Regions from separate parts of the Mus musculus genome. Here region 2 is linked to region 1. Evidence: chromatin loops called from intact Hi-C (ENCODE). Cell type or tissue: left cerebral cortex. All regions are shown on one strand.

Region 1 (4,000 bases):
TTTACCCAATACCATATGTTACCTCTGAAAACATATATATGGAAAGCATTATACAGACTGAGAACTCTACATTAAGTGTATCTGTACATAAACATATATACAATAACAAGGAATGAAAACAGAGAACAAGGGTTTGTTTCTTTTTCTCAGTTTATTTATTCTCTTTATATCTTCACCACAACTCCTCTCCTCTCCTCCCAGTCCCACCCTCACACCTTTCCTCTTCTCCATCCCCTCTTCCCCTTCTCCTCTGAGAAGGAAAGCCCCCCTCCCCCTTGGGTACCAACTCTCCCTGGCACATCAAGTAATAGCAGGACTAGGCGCATCCTCTCCCACTGAAGCCAGACAAGACAGCCTAGCTAGGGGAAAGAATCAGAAGGGAAGCAACAGAGTCAGAGTCAGCCCCTGTGCCACTTGTTAGGGAACCCATATGTACATCTGCTACATCTGTGTAGGAGGCCTAGGTCCAGCCCATGCATGCTCTCTGGCTGGTGAGTCAATCTCTGGGAGCCCCCATGGAGGCCATGAATTTGAAAAAAGAGCAAGGTGTGATATACAGAAAGGCTTGGAGGGATGAAAGGAAAGGGGGGAAATGATATAATTATATTATCATCTCAAACCAAAAGAAGTTTGGAAAAGGAGGTCAAATATAGTTGCCCTTTTATAAAATTTATCAAAATTAACTTTAAAGTAATTCCATATATGTGTGCATATATGTAAAGATTTCAGCCTGATATATATCACACACACACACACACACACATACATACATGCCTCCCTTCTCAGGTGATCTCATTGGAAAAAACTATTTTCTGAAACTTTATGTCTCTTTTCATCATTTTCCTGGCCTTTACAAAATCGTCTCTCTTTTAGGATGCTCAAGAAGGCTTTTTGGCAGCAGCAATCGAGCTCTCTGACTTCAGTCTCTCTCTTGCAGCCCCCGATGTTGGGCATGGAACCCAAGCAAGGTCTCACACATGCTGGGCCAAGAGTCCTTCCCGCCCATCTCACCCCCAAGCCTCTCTTCCTGCTTTAACACCTTTCACTCTCTAGGTGGTAATATTCGTAGGAGTCAGCAGAGAAAACTGGGATTCACACTAAACATAATAAACACCTTTGAAGCCTGCTTACATGCCATGAGGTGATACTTCAAATTTGGCAATGTTAATAGGACTCTAAAAAATTGGGGATCCATAGCCTGTCCCTTCCTCCCTCTCACAAGCATCTCTGTTTTTTGCTCTTAGGTGTTCCAACCCCAAGCCAAGAAATTCTACGGCATACCCTAAACACACTGGTACGGGAGAGGAAAATCTATCCGACTCCGGATGGCTATTTCATTGTGACCCCACAGACTTATTTCATTACTCCCTCCCTCATAAGAACTAACAGTAAGTGGTACCACTTGGACGAGAGGGTACCTGACAGGTCTCAGTGCACCTCGCCACAACCAGGAACCATAACGCCCTCTGCCTCAGGCTGCGTCAGGGAAAGGACATTACCCAGAAAGCACTGCGACTCTTGCCACTGCTGCCGAGAAGACGTGCACAGCATGCATGCCTCCACCCTGCAGAGGAAGTCCGCCAAGGACTGCAAAGACCCTTACTGCCCTCCTCCGCTCTGCCAGGTGCCGCCCACTGAAAAAAGCAAAAGCACTATAAATTTCTCCTATAAGACGGAAACTCTCTCGAAACCTAAAGATGGTGAAAAGCAGTCCAAAAAATTCGGTCTCAAGTTATTCCGGCTGAGTTTTAAGAAAGACAAGACCAAACAGCTGGCCAATTTCTCTGCCCAGTTTCCTCCCGAGGAGTGGCCTCTGCGAGACGAGGACACGCCCACGACCATCCCTCGGGAAGTGGAGATGGAGATCATCCGGCGGATCAACCCAGACTTGACGGTGGAAAATGTCATGAGGCACACTGCCCTGATGAAGAAACTTGAAGAAGAAAAAGCTCACCGGAGCAAAGCCGGGTCCTCCGCCCACCACAGTGGAAGGAGTAAAAAGAGCCGGACTCACCGCAAGTCCCACGGGAAGTCTCGGTCACACAGCAAGACGCGAGTGTCCAAAGGAGATCCTTCGGATGGCTCGCATCTGGATATCCCCGGTGAGAGGGAGTATGAATTTTGCGACCCTCTAACCAGGGCCCCCAGAGAGGGCTGCTTCATCATTGAACACAAAGGGGACAACTTCATCATGCATAGCAACACGAACGTGATCGAGTCCCATTTCCCCATGACGCCAGAATGGGATGTGTCTGGCGAACTGGCCAAAAGGAGAACGGAGATGCCCTTTCCCGAACCCTCCAGGGGAAGCTCCCACTCCAAAGTGCACCGAAGCCACAGCCATACCCAGGACCGGAGATCCAGGAATGAGAGGTCCAACAAGGCCAAGGAGAGATCCAGGTCTATGGATAACTCCAAAGGTCCCCTGGGCGCTTCTTCACTCGGGACTCCGGAAGACCTGGCTGAAGGCTGCAGCCAAGATGACCAAACACCGAGCCAATCATACATTGATGACAGTACTTTAAGGCCTGCGCAAACGATTGGTCATCAAAGGGCTCATATTCCTTCTGCCAGCTACAAAGAGGTATGCATTCCAGAAATAGTTGGTGGCAGCAAGGAACCTTCTAGTGCTTGTAGCCTTCTGGAGCCAGGCAAAACCCCTGAGAGTATGCCGTCCTATGGGGAACTCAGCCCTTGCCCGGCTAAAACAGCTGTGGATGACTATTTTCAGTGCAACACCTCGAGTGAGACCGTACTCACAGCACCGTCCCCTTTAGGGAAGAATAAGGAGGACCATGACACTTTGACCTTGGTGGAGGGGGTAAAAAAGCTGTCTCCATCTGAGAGGCAGACCCCCCATTCTTCCAGGGAACCTGTTGGGCACAAGGAGGAGTCACCGAAAGGGCCAGGAGGGGGCCCTGCAGCCTCTGGTGGTGTGGCAGAGGGGTTAGCCAATGGCCGCCTTGTCCAACATCATAGCGCAGAACCCAGCAGCCTGGACAAAAGGAAAGAAATATTCAGCAAAGACACACTGTTCAAACCTCTACACAGCACCCTGTCTGTAAACAGCTATCACAAATCTAGCTTGTCCCTCCTCAAGTCTCACCCAAAGTCACCCGTTGACACACTGCCAGGCCGTTGTGAGAAACTGGAACCTTCCCTTGGGACATCCGCGGCCCAAGCCATGCCTCCATCCCAACGTCAGCAGGAGCCTGGAGGGAACCAGGAGGCTTCTTTTGACTATTACAACGTCTCTGATGACGACGACTCCGAGGAGGGGGCCAACAAAAACGCGGAGGAGGAGAAAAACAGAGATGATGTGGGCACCATGCAGTGGCTCCTGGAGAGGGAGAAGGAAAGAGACTTGCAGAGGAAGTTTGAGAAAAACCTCACCCTCCTCACCCCAAAAGAAACTGATAGCAGCAGCAACCAGAGAGCCACCCACTCAGCCCGGCTGGACAGCATGGATAGCAGCAGCATCACGGTGGACAGTGGATTCAACTCCCCACGGTAGGGAGAGCTGGCCTCCTGTATACACATACACCCGCCAGGGCCCGGGGCTTTATGCCAGAGAGCTGGCTTCACAGTCTGGGACTGTGAACGAGGGCTGTGAGTTGTGTGACCTGTGTTGTTAACAGCCTGTTTTCTAACTTCTTTTTCAGGAATTGAAACCAAAAAAATGTTTCTGCAGCTGTAGAGATCACTAATCTGGACTGGTGGGTTGGTTCCTTCCCTAAAGATTGCATCAGAGTCTGATCTGAGACCAACACATCCCAATGGTTTTCTTCTATTTGTATTGACAACCAGGAGAAGGGATTTTTTTAAGTCCTTCAAAAAAAAAAAAAAAAGTAATGTTCTGAGTATGATGAATATAGTCAGTGCGAGGAAAGTGGTAGAGAGCAGTTTGGTGCCAGGATAATGGCTGCCCCCTTTACTGTGGAGATAGTAGTGGATTTTAGAGTCTTTCCAAAGGATCCAGAAGTTCGATGCCACTTCAATT
Region 2 (4,000 bases), 160 kb before region 1:
TTCCTGGGAGAGGGGGGTAGAAAGAAACAGGATTGAAACCTATACCGAGCCCAGCTATCTAGAATGTTCCAATTAGCTATCAGAAGACCCGAAAAGCAGAGTAATAAAATGTTGACAGCAGTCGCAATCAACGTGTGGTAACTCTGGACTGCAACGACGTCTTTGGCACCGAAGGAAATCAGGGCAGTAAAAGCAGCCATCCTCAGGATTCGGAGTAAGCCCTAGATTACTTCCATCTGTACATTATCCAGACTGCTCGAAAAAACCAGAGGCCCTGGACGGAGACTGCACAGTGAGTATATGGAACTCTAGGGTGAACTGCCAGACAGAGGAGACTCGTTTTAAATACAATACTTTACAAACCCCCAACTCTTTTCTTGCTGGTGACAGTGGCACTGAGGTTATATTTGTCTCAAATCTGGAAGATCAGGAAGTATTATTTCTGTGTCTCATGTGGAGTGTATCATTGCGTATAAACTTTTACACACTGGGCTGTTCCACGTTCACGATTCCCAGTGCATGTAAAATTATTTGGAAGTTGCTCTCCAGTTTCATTTTGTGGTGTGTTTTTTGTGCTTGTTGGGGAAAATGTTTGGAAAGGTCACTGTGACATGGGTTATTTGTAACAATGACTTGGTGAATAACTAGTATGTCACTTAGCATGTCCAAGTATTCAAGAGAAAGTTCTTTTGATGAGCCCAGTGACAATGTAATTAGGTGCTTTTTTTTTTCTTATCCTATGTTTGATTGTCAATGTAACATGGGACCAATTCTTAGTTTTTGTGTGGTCAAATCCTATAGATTAAAGATGACATATAAAACACAAGACTTTTAGATTGCCTGCCTGTGTTTGTCATGGCTTATATTTGTTCAGAGATATTAGATCTGAATTTATAAATTCACCCTGGAAAAACTAGATTTCTGGCAGCAGCAGTTTGGGGTTGGGGTGGGACAAGGGAAAGGACTTCATACTTTTTTTTTTCTTTTTAATAAAAAGCGAATGTATATTTAAAAGTAGTAAATAAAAGAGGGCCATTTATCTAAGATGTTTATATAAAATTAGAGTTAAATCCTGTGTGAATGGGACTCTTAGGTAAATTATTTGACATCTCGGTGAGAAATGGAAACTTTCTTGGAAAGGCGTTTGCTGGGGAGACAGGCACATAAAATTAATGGAGCCATTTTAACTTGAAAAGGGCAATTAATGGCAGGTTGCAGAAGTCAGCTAGTTAACTGTCACTGAGCTTTCCAGTGCAGCGCACACTGGAGGTTGTTTAGAAACAGGGAGCATCGTCTCCAAGTGGACATGGACACTGTATCCTGCTCGGTAAGTCTGAGACCTTCTGTAGTTTGACTGGCTCCTGCGTACACTGTGTTAACGAAGACGTCGTCCATTTTCCCCCTGAACCCAAGAATCTCAGTGTTTAAGCATGAAGTGCTTGGCCACAATATGCCTTCTGGCATCTTAGATTTTACAACGTAATCTAGTGTAGAGGACGTGACCAAGGAGGGCAGGTGGGAATAACAGAATGGATTCCCACCCCTGTGGAACTGTAGGCTGAATGGCACACATTTGTTTTAAGTGTTTGATTCTGTAAAGGAGTGGCCTCCACGATTTTGAATTCAAATCTCTCCCGAGGGAGGGCGCGCTAGCTTCAGGCAACCATTCTGGTTTCTTAATGCACAATGCAGACCCTTCAAGTTCATGGGCTAGTCTTTGGAGGGAATCATGCAGATGTATATGGGGCCCCTACGGACCCTTGGGTCCTATTGAATAAATTATTACTTCAGTGTATTAAATGGACCCTCGTGTGCTAAAAATATTCATGTAAGTTCCACATGTTAACTTTTTTTTTTCTTGCTGAAATGGAAATTAAAGTAAGTGTATCTTGGAAACACGAGCTCATTCGTGAAGGAAACGGAGCGGTTACATGTGCAGCATCCATTCTGGAACTGCCTTAGCGTGGGAAGACCTTTTGCAAGGTTTATCATGAACGTGTTTCTGTGTTTTAAAACAGTGCCTATAGAGGCATGGAAGTGTCGTGGGAAAGTGCTGATCGTGGTTGGCTTCTCCTGTTACAAAATACACTCTGGGCAAGCAGGAGAAAGGTAGGGTTGGAAGTATACCTTAAGGAGTGCTGTCAGTTTCTCTGGGTGAACAGGGAACAGATGATGCCCCTTCCACTCCATCCCGAGTCCTCCTTGAAGTGACACGTGGCACTTCTAGCTGTCTATTCGTGATAGGGATCTTTAGCTTGTCGTACACATCCTAGGAATGCTTTGGGGGGCAACTTCGGTGAGTCAATCGCCTGTCCAGGGGTCCAGCCTTGGTCTTTTACTGGGTCACCCTGAGAAGGCTCAGGAGAGTTTTGCTATAGGGATATACCCCGTGGAGATATTCTGAATGTGAATCCTGGGGTCACTCTTCAAGGGGTATCACTCTTCATCTCAACTGAAGGCCAGCCTGGGGATCTCCTTGCAAATGCTTTGTCTAAAAGCCATTCATATTCCCCAGCACCTGTCCCTTCCTGGTTAATGGTGGCTTTACAGTTAGCTGCTATGGACCGAGGTATTCCTAAGAACAGTGGAAGATGGCGCTAGGATGCTTCTTTAGGCTCTGACGAATCCCTGACATGAAGCAGTTTAAGGGAGGAAGGATAGATTTCAGTTCATAGTTCATGGAGAGACCGGAAAAGGCACGGCAGCAGAGGCAGTATGGCTTAATGGTTACACTGTTGCTCAGCCTGGTTTCCTGTTAGTTATTCAGCCCTTGACTCCAGCCCGTGGAGTGGGGCCACTCACGTTCACAACGAGCCACTTTCCAGTTCAAACTACCTAGAAGCATCCCCACAGGCCAACCCGGAAGTTCACTTCCATGGTGATTCTAAGTCCTGTCAGGCTGACAGTGAAGGTGAGCCGTCAGACTGATATTATCAACATTCTTCCAGGGGAAGTCCTGGAGTGGCTCTGTTCTCCCGAGGGAGGTGGGGGGGTTACACGGAGTGGCACCGAGTGTAATTAGAGGAGACTGTAATTAGAGCTGAACGGTGTGGCTGGGAGGACAGTGAGGGCAGACTGGCCGTTCTCCCGCAGTAGCTCTGCCTGTGTCAGTGGTAGCCCAGTACAAGCCAGACATGGCTGCCATCTCAACACCCATTAGTGGCTTGCTTTGTCTGGAGTTCTGGCTTGTCATACTTTGGAAAAGACCTATTTGTTAAAGACTTGTTCAACAGTCCCTGGTGCTCCTGGGATGTGGGAGGATGCTTAGGGAGTGGAGCCTCAGGAGAGGAAGTTAGATCATTGGGGTGGGGGGGCGTGTCCTAAAAAGGTAATAGAACCCAGTCACTTCCCTCTCCTTGTTTGTTTGTTTGTTTGTTTCCTGGCCACTTTACTTCACCGCACATTTCCTGCCATGGTGTTCTGCTTCCTAGGCCTCAGAGCCATCCCAACAGAATATGATGTGGAAACCCTGAAACGGAGAACCATAGCTCTGGTCAGTTTCTTTGTTCCTCACAATGGTGTGCCTCAGGTTTCTTGTCTTAGTACTGGCAGACTGACTAACCTTTTGCCCTGACTGACCTCCTCCGACAGCTATACTGCTTCTTAGGTCTTCACCACACAACCTAAAAGACGACTTTTTCCCTCATCCATCCTGGCTTTGTTTAAGCTCTTAGGCATCCAGCTAGAGAGTGATATTCTCCTTAGATAGTTCTCTCCTGTTTGTGGACACCCTTGACATCATACGATGTTTTCTTTGCCCTGTCTGCTTCAGCCTGACTTCCACGGTGGCTCTCCTTGCCATCTATTTCCGTCTCCAGGTTCCCATCTCCTGGCTTCAGGAAAGTTGTACTTCTCTCGTTTGCATCTGCACCCTCGGCAGTTCGGCTCCTTCCACACATCTGTATTTCCCAAAGTCACTCTCACGAATGTCCAGATTGTATGCTGCGGATGGTGGCAACCCATCCCCTCGAGCCGTATCATCTTACACGGAGAGGGTTCT

Evidence for each region. A loop is a pair of places that touch in the nucleus more often than their neighbours do. Peaks named below come from ENCODE experiments on the same cell type or tissue, not always from the same donor. Only the 100,000 strongest peaks of a DNase experiment are listed, where the experiment ranks them.
Region 2: it touches region 1 in a loop (2.4-fold over the local background); 3 of 42 quality-filtered maps call a loop at or near these places.

Annotation. Positions count from the first base shown.
Region 1 is chr8:47,191,349-47,195,348 of GRCm38, reverse strand. Stox2 (storkhead box 2) reads left to right here. Exons shown (of 4, transcript NM_001114311.1): 3 at 1,245-3,510. Among named protein-coding and RNA genes, the nearest start is that of Gm51569, 18 kb to the right of the region's middle. In left cerebral cortex, no CTCF peak of the experiment used is centred here; DNase peaks (open chromatin) are centred at 1,616 and 1,817.
Region 2 is chr8:47,348,323-47,352,322 of GRCm38, reverse strand. It overlaps a transcript of Stox2 not described here. Among named protein-coding and RNA genes, the nearest start is that of Gm39171, 27 kb to the right of the region's middle. In left cerebral cortex, a CTCF peak has its summit at 1,641; DNase peaks (open chromatin) are centred at 1,654 and 1,936.